2 separate regions of the Mus musculus genome follow, and region 2 is linked to region 1. The links are chromatin contacts, found by Hi-C or POLR2A ChIA-PET in ENCODE. All regions are on one chromosome and are shown on one strand. Each heading gives the region's core, a stretch centred on a gene start or an enhancer-like site at or near the end of the contact. The rest is flanking DNA. Distances are from core to core; before and after follow the strand shown.

Region 1 (6,894 bases), core at 2,387-4,886:
GCTAGAGCTGGGAATGAACAACCAGGCAGAGAGGAAGTGGGACAGCAGCAGAATGGAAGTAGGGCAGAGAAGTAGAACAGGAGAGCCACACAGAGAGACACCGTGGCAGGGGAGTCAGTTGAATTAGATGGGCTAGCTAAGGGACTGCCCCAGCAAACTGGCCAATCACAGTATACTACACAGATATCTGTGTCTTTATTATTGAACCCCAAGTTGGACCCCCCCAAGCCTCACAATAAAAAATAAAGTGAAACAATTTACATAAACTCTTTTTTAAAAAAGGCCTAAGGACAAAATGTAGCAAATTCTGAGAACTCCACCTGCTGTTCAGTGACAAGGTAACTGTAACAACTACAGCATTCCTAAGAATAGGAACCCAAAATATACAAAGCAGCAGTTGAGAAGGAAGAACAGGTGAATCCAGGATGTCAAGGTAGGGAGGGTCAACAGTACAAGTCCATAGTGAATACAGTACGGTTAAAAAAACAAAAAAAACAAAACCCAAAAAGCCAAATGAACCCCGATTACACAGAAAGAACGGTTACCGTCTGCTCTTAGCCCAGATCCTAGTCACCTAAAGGATTTCTATATACCATTAGCAAAAAAAAAAAAAAAAAAAAAAAAAAAAAAAAAGACATGTATGAATCTAGGATAATCATAGAACTTAATGGTTCTAAATAACTCCCCAAACCTCTAGGTTCCAAGATTTTATACTATTAAGAGTAGGCATAATGTTATTGTGCTCTATTAAACATTATCTATGTATAATTCAAATGCTGATTTCTGTGCTCCTGTATCTGGTTGCAATCCTTATTCTAAGTATCTCCTTCCTCTGTATCTTATTTTCTGATTTGTCAATAAAAGCTGATTAGCCAGTGACTGAGTAGGAGAGAGAAGGAAGGGAAGGGAGAAAAGAGAGAGGAAGTGGAGAGTCCAGGAGACTTAATGAGAAAAAACCTGGAGCCCAGAGAACCAGATCAGTACTAAAATGCAAGTACTCAGGGATTTTGGCTGGGAGGTAGCCAGATTAGTTTAGAAGATTATAATAAGTAATACTGCTCAGTTGTTGTGCCCTCAGAACTTGCTAAATAAATGGGAGCTAGCTGGGTTAAGAGGAAAACTGCAACAAAGACTAAAAAGCAATTAACAATGAAGACTATTTTATTAACACCATGAGTTAAGGACATGGCTAAGTTAGATACAGTGCTTCCGGAAGTCCGCAGACCTAAGTTCAGATTGCCATAGTCACATAAAAAGTCTTGCTCAGTGGGTACATACAGTACTAGAGATGGAGACAGGGGCAGCCCAGGGCTATGCTGGCTGGCCGGTCTAGCCAAAAGGTTAGCTCCAGATTCACTGAGAAACTGTCTCATAATAAAAGATGCAGAACCACAGAGGTAGACACCTAAGCTGCAACTCTGGCCTCACACATAAATGAACATGTAAACACGAAAATGATACACATACACTAAGACACAGACTGACAGACAGAAGTGCCAGGGGCTGCAAAAAAAGCTGAAGCCATTCCTGAAGATTAAGTGAAGGGTTTGCCCTGTGTGTCACACATCAAAACACACTAAAGGGACAGTAAGTAGCTTGGCTGGTTATCAGCAAGACACACAAATGACTCAAAAAAAAAAAAAAAAAAAAAAAAGAAGGCAGGAGCAGCAGGGCGGAAAAGCTAACCATTTGCAGGTGGTGCTGGACCATCACAGCCACCTGTAAAACTGAACTCAGCTTCACACTGAGAAACAGACAGACAGACAGACAGACACATGGAGACCACAGGCACCTCACCTCAAAAATGGAGTACTTCCTGAACAAGGCCATTCAGAAAGCTAAGCCATAGCTGGGAACTAGGACAGTGGTGAGCACCAATTAAAGAGTATTCCTCCAAAGCAACAAGTCAGGAAAAGAAAAGACAATCCGGGTCAAAATGGGTAACTCACACACAAAAAGAAAGCTAAGCAGCAGAACAAGCAAATAGTACAAAGTTCAACCAAACAATCCTACTAATATCTAAATACCTGACCTACTTGTTTTAGTGAGTATAATTCAATAAAACCATTTTGAAAGGCCACCTGGTATAATCCTACTGTCACCTCCAATGTTACTTCTAGAGTTCACATGAACATGTATTGTATCAGTCACAACAGAACAAACATGAAACAGAAAAACACAAACACACACACACACACACACAAAATGAATGAGAAAAACCAGCCACAACCTAATCGTCCATTTGCTGTCTGCTTGAAGAATGGAACCCCATAATTCGGAGTAAATCAAACTGTCTGCAACAACTTGGATGAATCTGTCCAGGTGTTTACCAACAGAAGACACACCCACACCACACGGAAAATGAATATAACGTGGAAACCTGTTGCCGTATTAAATTCAAATGAGGCAAACCCCAAATACTCGTGTGTGCTAGGAATGCACACACGATTGATAACCCTGCCAAAATAAAACCAAAAAAAAAAAAAAAAAGCCTCCTGCAGGAAAGAGGAATGGAGGTGCTTTGGAGGGACCAGCCTTGTTTTCATGTGTGGAGATAACAGGAGTCATTTAGCTAGCTCTCAGTATTTTTTAAACCGAATAAATATGCAGTTTTGTGTATATGGTATAGTGCAGCAATAAAAATTAATGATATAAAAATAATACAATAACTGGAAATGTTTAAAAACTAAGGTAACTCGGTGTTTTTAGCTGCTATCAGATGTAGTGGCCCAGACCTCCAGAGATTGAGACTGGAGGATACCAAGTATGAGATCAACCTGGGCTACACAGTGAAACTATACATATATTATTTGCGTATGTATTTGCAAAGCATAGTATAAGTTAGAGAGATGCAATGTGGAACAAGAGTACACTGAAAAGAAGCCACAGAATAGCCGGGCGTGGTGGCGCACGCCTTTAATCCCAGGAGGCAGAGGCAGGCGGATTTCTGAGTTCAAGGCCAGCCTGGTCTACAATGTGAGTTCCAGGACAGCCAGAGCTATACAGAGAAACCCTGTCTCAAAAAACAAAAACAAAACAAAACGCCACAGAATAGAGATGAACGCAAGCCGACTGATATTTGGTAAGGCAAAAGCAACAAAATTAAGGTCAGCAGTCACATGGAAAGTTGCACTAACAGCCCCGAACCAAGAGTAGCTTCGGAGCTGAAGCATCCAGCACTGCGGAAGGGGCGGGCCTGGCTGTTGTGGCCATGGCCCCACGACCCCCGAACGCGACAGCGCCCAGCGGCTGGAAGTACTAAGGTGTAGGGGCTAACGGCGCCAAAACGGAGCTGCGCGCGGCCGGCGGGAGAAGGGCAAGGTGCGGCGCCGGAGCCGGCGGGAGGCAGGAGCGGTGCTCCGGCCGGAGAGAGGCTGGCCCGCGTCCTCACCTCGTCCACGGTGCGGCGCGGGAGATGCAGCGTCCCGAGCAGTAGCTTGAGCTTCACGGCCGAGGAGAGGCGGTGGAAGCAGAGGCGGATGTTATCGATGACCGCGGCGGTGAGCAGGGACGCGATGCTGGGTGGCGCCCACAGCTCGTCCGTGGCGCCCAGCTTGTTGTGCAGCCACAGGCCGGTGTCACTCTCCCTCATGGAAGCCATCTTGGCGGCGGCAGCGCGCGTCGGCCGGCATCTTACGCGGACGCCTACGTGTCCCCGGCGAGGACCCCCAACATGGCGGCACCCGTTGGCGCGGGGCGGGGTCTCGAGTGCAACTGCAAATGGCCCCGCCTTCTGGAGGCTTCGAGCCGAGGCGCAAGAACAGGGAGTGGGCGGTGAGTCTCCGCGAAAAGAACTCTGGGTTTCCGTAACGCATGATGGCGGCACCTACTAGGGCGCCGGGCAATGCCGTAGCCATTTGAGTCGCATCCGTGTGTCGTCGAGATGTTCCGCTCAGAGTACCGCAGTGAGGCGCAACAGTTTGGTTTCCCGGTGTGCGGCTCATTGGAAGGAGTCCGGAGAGCGCGCTGGGCTCGTTCTCCACAGACAGTCTTGAATGGCCCTTGCCCGTCCTGCATACAGTGCTGCCTCAGGTCCGCATACAGGTCCGTTCCGTGTCGGGGATGTCACTAGGCCATTTCCCATGGTTATGTGGTCGCGATGGCTGTGGTTAATCATCAGGGCAATTGCAAAGTAGTTCAGAGTACGGTCTTTCAAAGGCTGATCCTCCACAGCTGCTGAGAAGCCTAAATTCACCCTGTAGTGTCTCTCTTTATCAGAACTTGACAGTGTAGTTCTGTCCATCCTTCGAACTCACTCTGTAGACCAAGCTGGCCTCAAATTCCGAGATCCACTTACCTCTGCCTCCCAAGTACTGGGATTAAAGCCCTAGGCCACTCACAAGGCAGTGTCAGCAAAAGTGGCAGTAGGGCACGACTCTGGTCACAGATATTTAGGAGATTGAAAAGGATCGGTTGGGCCGAGGAGGTAGAGGCCATCCTGTGCAAAATAGTGAAACGAATCTCTTAAAACACTAAGTATCCTGGGAGTGGTGGTTCATGTCTGTAATTCCTGGAATTTGAGCTCAGATAGGAGGGTTTGAGTCCATTTTGAGCCACAGAATGAAAATATATAACTAAATGTAAATTGTTTTCTCCTAATTGAAATATTTCATGAAGAGGGGAGAGCAGCTCTTAAGACTTAGCATGGTAATTAAATGTACAAGCCTGAGGAAACTTGGAAAGGCATAAGACTCACTAGGCCACTTCCCATGGTTATATTAACAACTATTGACAGAAGAGACTGTGGAATTGCCTGATTCAAGGGACTGGGAGCCTCAGGTATCCAGCATTTGGTGACAGCTGTAGTGGAGTGGTCTTTCCTGACACTTTAAGTTACTCAGACTTGCCTGGTGGTGGTGGCACACACCTTTAATCCCAGCACTTGGGATGAAGAGGTAGGTGGATTTCTGAGTTCGAGGCCAGCCGGGTCTACAGAGTGAATTCCAGGACATCCAGGGCTACACAGAGAAACCCTGTCTTGGAAAAAAAAAATGTTGCTCATCCTTGAAGTAGGTTTTTGCTACTTTGTGGGTTCTTTTTCCCACCCTTCATCCTCCCATCCATTTCACCCTCTATCATTAGATAGAGAAGGAAGGATAGAGGAGGAGGAGAGAGAGAGAGATCCCTGAATCTAGTTTCTTCTTTGAGCACCGCTACTAACAAACCACAATCCCCTCCCCCTGCTCCCAATGGCTAACAATCACCAACTCCACTTATCAGGGCTCTAGCATTTATATACCCTCTGAAAAATTCCCAGAATTTCAAATGCCACACAAACACAGAAACTATCTGCAGCTGGCAAAACCATGGCTCTGCTAATCAGTCAGCTGCTACAAAGCAGCCCCATATCCCCACACTTAATATTAAGACAAAAACATAATATTTCTGTGTTTTTTAAAGAAAGCAAAATATCAGAATTCTGAAAATTGCCACTACACATAATTGCCAGGTGTGGTGGTACACATCTTTAATCCTAGCACTCAGGAGGCAGAGTCAGTAAGGTTTGAGGCAAGACAGGTCTACAGAAAAAGTCCCAGGACAGCCAAGGCTACATGAAGGAAGCCTGTCTACAAAAATGAAGTGGAAACTTGAGGGTTCTTTGGAAATTCAGTTATGCTGGATGGTGTTTTGCTGGGGTATACATCTGAAGGAGTGTTTTCCTGAAGTGGACACGGGTGAAAGATTAAGGCAGACTCATGAAGGAACATTTGGCTGAAGCAGACACTGGAGAAAGGGTGTTCTGCTAAGGCAAGCATGTGAAAGGACACGTGATGAGGATTCTTTGATAACAAAATCCATGTGTTGATCTGCATTTGTTGGATTCCATAGACAGAAATGCACCAAAAAAATGTCAAGTGATATGCTGCAGTTTCTTGCTGCTTCAGTGGACTTGGGCTGATTGGCAGAGTGATGTCAGCTGAGACAGATGAATATGCTAAGGCAAGGCATATGCCAGCCACGTGATGTTTGGAGGATATAAATAGGCCTGGACCGACAGTTATAGGGCATGGTGGGGGGTGGAGCTTGGCTTATAAAGCTGGCTGTTTTGTGGTCTCGTGTCTTCAGTGATCTTCACTTCCCTATGAGAGGCACAGCCAAGTACTTCTGGTTTCCCTTGGGGTCCCTCCTGCCTGGCTGCTTCCACTAGGTAGGTAGTGCCACCACTGCTGATTCATGTTTGCTATCCTAACTACCAAACTGGACTGCTGGTATATCTGAAGTGCTTCCGAGTGGATGGAGCTGCCACTGCGGACCTGTGAACTGAACTGCCAATTTCCAGACAACACAGATGGGAGTTGCTTCAAAGAATCTTTCTAAATAGGTCCAAGTCCTCAGAAACCTTTCTTTCCCACTACCTCTGGTGGGTGGTAGGCTAAAAGGGAGGTTAAAGCGTCTAAGAACCATCATTAAAAATAGGCTTTGAATCATTAAAGTTATGGGTAGTCCCCAAGTGGCTTAGGCATTATGGGTAACTCTGCTTCAAATGTAGAGAAAACTGCAGATTATAAGCAGTTAACAATGTGCTTAAGGAGATTGGCAAAATGGCAGCTACTGCTGCTGGATGGTATCCTGCCTTGCTCCCAAAAGAGATTTTTTGGCTTTGTTTTGTATACTGTTTTGGTAAAGTTTAATGGGAAACCTGACAATTCTCTTCTGATAGAGAAGATTGTAGACTTGACTATACATTTAGAGAGTTTTCAGATAGAGGTAGAAGAGCTTGGGGAAAGGGGGCCCACTGGGAGGTGAAAAAGTTCAGGCTTGGAGAATGAGACCAGGAATGTATTGCACAATGAAAGCAAAGTAGGCTGGACGGTAAACTGCCTTGCTTCTAGGGGCCGGAAAGGCAGGAAATGGCTCAGGTACAACACGTTAATGTGCAGCTAAGTGCACCAC
Region 2 (7,294 bases), core at 3,667-6,166, 720 kb after region 1:
TTGAGGCGCATGCCCAGTGTTCTCACTGAGCGGTCCTGCTGGCCCCACAGCTGGCCTTTCCTTATATGAGTGCTAGGGATGACCAGGCTTGCACTCACACTCACTGGCTTGCACTCACACTCACTGAGTACCTCCCCAACCCGTGCCATTTTTCCTGCATGTTCCTGCTTATTTGGTGGCCTCTGGTTCCTATCTCTCCAGCTGACCTTGGATGTCTCTCCACAGACTCCTCTAAATCTACGTAAAAGTTTTCCTCATTTCAGCAAATGGCAATCCAATCTTCTCTGTGGATTAGGCCAACACATTCACAGTCACCCCATTCCCCGTTCTCCCTCATTCAAATCTAATTACTAGTAAATCCTGTTAGGACGTCCCATCAGACAATGGAATGTCCTGACATAAATGTCTCAGTGGTCCCCCTTGCCCACATGGCTCTGCTGTGGACTTACCGTGAGCCACCAGCCTTCTAGCAGTTCCCACTCCAGACCCTCCACATTTACTGTTTCTCCCACGGGAAGCCTCCTGGCTCCTAAGCTGATAGTATTTGTTCAAACGCCTTCTCAGTGAGCCTGGCAGTGTCTACCTGATGGCATTCTCAGCCCTTTCCTAGGACATATCGCCCACTGCATATCTCACAGACAAGAGAATTTAGTGATCTAACTGTTTACCATCTGAGTCTGACATCTGACATCAACTGCCAAGGTTAAGTATTTGGTATTTTGTTCTCTCACATTTCTCCAGAACTAAGACTAACTGTCACATAAACTATTAACGAATGAATGAATGACTCCTGAATCTCCTGGTAAATTTGGTTTATTTGATATAGTGGTATATTAGTTAAGTAAGGTTAACATTCACTCTGCTTCGTGTTGTTACCTACAGGCACAGGCTAAATACCAGTTCCTGCACAAAGCCGATCTAACAGTCCAACACGAATGCCATAGCTACATCTACTAGGGCAGAATTTATGAACGTTTAGGGAGCTAGGCAATGCAGAAGAGCTCTTGCTAAGTCAATGAGGTGGGTTTTTGCGCAGCTCTAACTCTGTGCTTAGAGATAAAACTGGCTATTGTGGTAGGAATGAACAGTGCTTTATCAGTCCCAAAAGGCATTGGTCACACATACCAACCTACAGCTGAGACAAACATACAAAACAAAGAACAAAAGCAAAAACCCTGACCTATGCAGTTCATCAAGAGGTTAAAATATCATTTCCAGGAGAAAGTCCAACAAGAAACACACTGTCCCTTGCTCCAAGCTACCAGGCTTCTGACTTACCTGACAATGCCCCCCGGTCTTCAGTATCACTGTCACTGTCCACAATGTCATTATGCTTTTCAATGTCAGCCAAGGACTGGCCATAATGAGTCAATTCTTCATCTTCATTTAGGTTGTAGATGTTCTTTTTCTCATGATATCGCTTGACAAAAAGGGTTAACGTCAGTTACTTAAAATTATTGTGTTTATTTCCTAGAAAATTAGTTATTTTCCACTATATGAGAGATATGACCGTACATGATCAGTATGAAAATTATTCTGGATCATTTGAAAGATGATTGAAATACATGCAGAACTTGTTGAGAAAATTTTTTTTTAATTAGGTATTTTCCTCGTTTACATTTTCAATGCTATCCCAAAGGTCCCCCATACCCACCCCCCCCAATCCCCTACCCACCCACTCCCCCTTTTTGGCCCTGGAGTTCCCCTGTACTGGGGCATATAAAGTTTGCAAGTCCAATGGGCCTCTCTTTGCAGTGATGGCCGACTAGGCCATCTTTTGATACATATGCAGCTAGAGACAAGAGCTCCGGGGTACTGGTTAGTTCATATTGTTGTTCCACCTATAGGGTTGCAGTTCCCTTTAGCTCCTTGGGTACTTTCTCTAGCTCCTGCATTGGGGGCCGTGTGACCCATCCAATAGCTGACTGTGATCATCCACTTCTGTGTTTGCTAGGCCCCGGCATAGTCTCACAAGAGAGAGCTATATCTGGGTCCTTTCAGCAAAATCTTGCTAGTGTATGCAATGATGTCAGCATTTGGAAGCTGATTATGGGATGGAGAAAATTCTTATCTAAGTCAACTCGGCTAAGCTAAGCTCCTACTCAGTCTCCCCCTTGGCAATGGTTCCCTACTCACTCCTCCAACCAACAAAGCTGAAGGCAGGACCTCAGCCGACTCTGACACGTTACTATTTGCTATTTGCTCTCGTAAAGGTATTTATCTACTAGTAACTCTTCGACTCTTCAAAGTACCTTCCCCTTTGTCTTCGCAGATGGGACACACCCCTTGAGACATATCCCCTGTACATGGCAGGCAAACCACTCAGAGGTGAACAAGGAGAAGCACCCTTCACCATGGCGGGCCTTGTGTAAAGTTTAGAGCAAAGACGTCCCTGCCATTCTTTTTCCATACCTGTTGCTCCAGAGCAAATCTCTTCATCATCTTTTCCTCTGGGCTTATGTTGCTATTATACTCCCCAAAGCGTTTGTCTGCGAACACATTGGACTTGTTCCTTTCTTTGTACTCCTTTAGTAAAGTTTGGGTTCTCTGGAAAACACATCACACATCAATGATTCTCACATAAAATCTCTATAATCTTCACTGAGGTGGCCACCAGAAGGGGTTGTAAAGTTGAGAAGAATACAGTTTGCCACTTTATTTAATGCTAATAACCAGTACATGTGGCAGGTATACTGCATGAAACTCAAGGCTTAATTAGAAACAGCTGATGTGGTTCTGTTAGATGCCACATTATTCTATTTTCAAATGTCCTCTCTGCCATCCTTGGCCTATAGTTTATACTGGTGAATTATTAGACAGTCATTTGTATTTTTTATAATGCATGCATTGAACCACATACAGGACATACACAGGACAGTGTCAGCTCCTTGCAGTATGGATATTTTACCCAATTCAAAAGAAATTTCCTGCTGGGCAGTGGTGGCGCACACCTTTGATCCCAGCACTTGGGAGGCAGAGGCAGGCGGATTTCTGAGTTCCAAGTCAGCCTGGTCTACAGAGTGAGTTCCCAAGACAGCCAGGGCTACACAGAGAAACACTGTCTCGAAAGAGCAAAAAGAAAAAGAAATTTCCTTACAAAGTTACAATGCGATTCCCTTTAAGGACAGACCCAGATGTGATCAAATACCATAGTGGTGAGGTTATTATTTATTTATTTATTATTTATAATATAAATGTATTAAAAATAAAATTTAAATTAAATTTAAAATAAAATTAGTAATTAAGTTTTTTTAAAAAAGAAATTTCCTTCAATCTAAAGATCTCATGTAAACTGGATCCTTTGTAACAAAGTACAGATTTGTAGCTGTGAAGGGCAAAGGCTAGGTCTTACTTATCCCCTTTACAAACATTACCAATAAGTCTAACCTATTAATTTTCTCAAAGTAACCATGAATTGCCTTTTACTTACTCATTTCTTTTATTTATTTTTTGAGACTCAACTGGAAGTTTTGAGTCTCACCATAAAGCCCTTAAACTCAGAGATCCACCTGTCTCCGATTCCCCAGAGATTAAAGCCACAGCACAAACGGCACTCACAAACTTTTATTTTTTAAAGTCAAACGAACGTCAGCAGTTACATAGAGAATGCCATTTGTTGAACTGGTTTTGAAAGGAAGGTACAATATACTCTTGAGATGGGGCCATAAGAACAAGGATGGAAGCTATGAGGTTATCCCCAAAAGGTACTATTCCAGTGACTTCCCAAGGGACAAGCTCATGAAATTCAGAGGAAGGACAATTTCCAAACATTCAAAGAGCATACTCTGTAAACCCTATCCACGGGACGAATACTGTCATGGTCAAAGCATACAGAGCAGTGGTACAGGGCAGCTCAGAGCTCAGAAGAGATTGACTCTTAGGCCCTAAAAGCTCCAAGAAGAGTCAAGAAGAATGTATACCTGGAAGATCCCAAGGAGGAAGGGTTTCCAGAGGAAGCGCATTCGATATCAAGCAAAGGAGAGGCAGTGTTATGCCTCAGTCCTGATCGTTTTGCTGGCTAGTTTAAGGCAAACTTGACACAAAGTATAGTCATCAGAAAGAAGGGAATTTCAATTGGAAAAAAATACTTTCATAAGACCGGGCTGCAAGCAAGCCCAAAGAGCATTTTACTAATTAGTGATTGACCGCGGAGGGCCCACCTATGTGCTAGCAGCGGTCCTAGGTTCTTTAAGAAAGCAGGCTAAGCAAGCTATAGAGAGCAAGCCAGTAAGCAGCACCCCTCATGACTTCTACATCAGCTCCTGCCTCTAATTTCCTCAATGATGGAAATATATAAGTGTAAGCCAAATAAATCTTTTTCTCCCCAAATGGCTTTCACTAGCCACTGGGCATAGTACGCAGAACCTGGGTAGAGCCTATCCCCTCACCTTCCTGATGGCACGAGCGCGGGACACCCCGGGCAGGCCCACATCGTGGCGCGTCTTCCTGCCAAGGATCTGGAACTTCTGCCGGTTGACTTTCACTTCAAATGGGTTTGGGTTAGTTTTCGCCGGGCCTCCGGACGCCCCTGCGGGCGCTTTGTGGACCTGCCTCCGCGCCCCAGTCCGCTTGGCTTTCCCCATGACATTCACTCCGCCACACTTTGGACGACAGTGCGTACAGACCAAGCAGTTCAAGAAACTCGTGCATAGGATGCTGATGTAAAACCACGCCCAGCTTCGTCTCGCGATGAGTGCGTCAGCTTCCCGTATTTCGCGAGAAGTACACAAGTCCTGGATGACACTAAACAGGCACTACAGTTTACTGGATTAAAGACTACAACTCCCAGGAGGCCACACTTCCTCGACTTCCTGGCGCTGGGCCTTATGGGATCTGTAGTGTCCCGAGAGCCGCCACAGTATCCTCAGACGCCGCCCCGAGGGGAGCTCTCGGGCTCCCTCTGGAGGAAAACCGTTAGCCGGGGCCCAGCTGTCTTGCGAGTTAACTGGCGGCTGCGGCTGCCGCTGCTGGAGCTGTCGCCGTCGCCGCTGGAGACCGCTCTCGAGTTTGTAAGCTCCTCGGTAGGGTAGGGCGCGGCGAAGGTTGAGTGCTGCCCAGGACCCGGCGCTGAGGAGAGAGTTACGCGCCCTGGGCCTGGGCGATGATGCTGAGAGGAGCTCGAGCTACCGCGCGCCGGCGCCGATAGCGGAAGCCCCTTGCCGGGACAGCAACAGAGCTGGAACCCGTAGCGAGCCTACCCGTGTCCCATCTCCGCGGCGACCGCGACGGCGACAGCGACGGCGACGACGGCAGCGCTCCTGTTGGCAGTTGTGGCGACCCCGGAGGAGGCGGAGGAAGAAGCGACAGAGACGGTCGCTGTCGCGGAGGGCCACCGTCCAGAAGCCGCGTTCCTCAAAGGACAAGGGATGCCCCGAGGCTTCTGCCGCGGGTTTAGGATCTCCTTCCCCGCAGCCTTCCCCGTCTCCATTGCCTCGACTCCGAAAAGTTCGACGTCGGAAACCGCGGCAGCGACGGCGCAGGACAGCGATCATGGAACTCGAGAACTTCGTGGCCAACAATCTGTTGCTGAAGGCCCGTCTAGGTGGGTGCACCCCGGGCTCCCCGTCTCCCCGAAGGTAGCGCCTCCTAGGAACTTTAACCTTGGAGAGAATCCTGATTCCTTGGTACCTTATTGTCTAATAAGGGAGTTTTGATTCTACTGGAACCAATTCTGGATTGGAGCTGCAGCTTAGCGGGTGTCAGTCAGTGATCCTGGGCTAACTTTTGTTGTTTTGAAACAGTAGCGCTAGCCTAACAGGCACAAGGGGCTGATTGAGTTCCATCTCACTCTCAGCGCTGCTAATCTGAAAGACAGAGTATGGAAAGTTATGCATTGCACACTTTCTAGGATTACCCAGGCAAAGGTTCCATGGGAAGTAGACGCTATTAAGAAGCTTCAGTGTGTTCACCTCACAGAATGTGAAGTATATTCTTTGAGAAAAACCAGTGAGTAACAGATGTTTTTGATTTTTCTTTTTGTTCCTTTTAAAAATTGATTTTAGCCGGGCAGTGGTGGCGCATGGTGGCACACGCCTTTAATCCCAGCACTCGGGAGGCAGAGGCAGGTGGATTTCTGAGTTGGAATCCAGCCTGGTCTACAAAGTGAGTTCCAGGACAACCAGGGCGACACAGAGAAACATTGTCTCGAAAAACCAACCAACCAACCAAACAAACAAAAAACCCCACAAGTCCATTTACGTTCCAAGTGATTTTCAGGAAGAAGAATCTTAATTGGACAATATAACTATTTTCAATATGGGAAGCCCTAACAAGAAACATTGTCAGAAATTTCTTATAGTGAGTGGTGTCCAGAATTGAATACCAAACTAAGGGCTTTGAAACCCCTGTGAGCAAGGAGCAGAGAGAGGAGGCTTGAAGCAGGAAGATCCTCTGTGCAATGGCAGTCTAGGCTCCATAGTCTGCGAACTATGGAGTAGACTATGAGTTCTACTATAGTAGAACTATGGAGACTAGAGCTATCATCAAAGAAACAAACAAATGAAAGAAAAGACATTACTCTGTCAGTATTTTTGAATTAATACTATTATTCAAAATAATACTGTTTTGAGGGGCTGGCAAGATGGCTCAGTGGTTAAGAGTGCTGACTGCTCAACCATCCGTAATGAGATCTGACGCCCTCTTCTGGTGTGCCTGAAGACAGTTACAGTGTACTTAACGTAGAATAATAAATAAATCAATAAATCTTCTGGCCAGATCGAGGGGGTTCAATTTCCAACAACCACATGATGGCTCACAACCATCTGTACACCTAGTGTACTCATATACATAAAATAAATATTTTTTTTAAATCCCCTTCAAGGACTAATTGGAATTTGGAGTGAGAAACAACATGAACAGTCGAATGTTCTACTGAAAGAGAAGCAAGTGCATACTTCTGAGTCTTTCCTAACTGCCTTAAGAGAAAACCAAGACCTGGTTCTCTTCCCACTCATTCTTACTTTTTCTATTCAAAACAGTATTTTTTTAAAGTTTTTATTTATTATATGTAAGTACACTGTAGCTGTCCACAGATACTCCAAAAGAGGGCATTAGATTTCGTTACGGATGGTTGTGAGCCACCATGTGGTTGCTGGGATTTGAATTCGGGACCTTCGGTAGAGCAGTGAGTGCTCTTAACTGCTGAGCCACCTCTCCATTCCCTTGAAGGGATTTCTTTTTTTTTTTTTAAGATTTATTTATTTTTATTATATGTAAGTACACTGTAGCTGTCTTCAGACACTCCAGAAGAGGGAGTCAGATCTCATTACGAGTGGTTGTGAGCCACCATGTGGTT

What was found. Hi-C counts contacts between places; a loop is a spot of excess contacts on that map. ChIA-PET counts read pairs that join two places held with the same protein, here RNA polymerase II (POLR2A).
Region 2: a map of heart shows a loop between it and region 1 (3-fold over the local background). The contact joins the promoter of Grk4 here to the promoter of Nelfa in region 1. A Hi-C loop is called at or near these places in 1 of 37 maps with a recorded cell type or tissue (heart). POLR2A ChIA-PET finds 5 or more read pairs at or near these places in 1 of 5 experiments (embryonic stem cell).

Annotation. Positions count from the first base shown.
Region 1 is chr5:33,932,635-33,939,528 of GRCm38, forward strand. Nelfa (negative elongation factor complex member A, Whsc2) reads right to left here and starts at 3,637. Exons shown (of 11, transcript NM_011914.3): 1 at 3,392-3,637. The coding sequence starts at 3,601.
Region 2 is chr5:34,655,463-34,662,756 of GRCm38, forward strand. It overlaps Grk4 (G protein-coupled receptor kinase 4), which reads left to right and starts at 4,917. Exons shown (of 16, transcript NM_019497.2): 1 at 4,917-5,542. The coding sequence starts at 5,491. It overlaps Nop14 (NOP14 nucleolar protein), which reads right to left and starts at 4,686. Exons shown (of 18, transcript NM_029278.2): 1 at 4,389-4,686; 2 at 2,413-2,547; 3 at 1,279-1,420. The coding sequence starts at 4,583.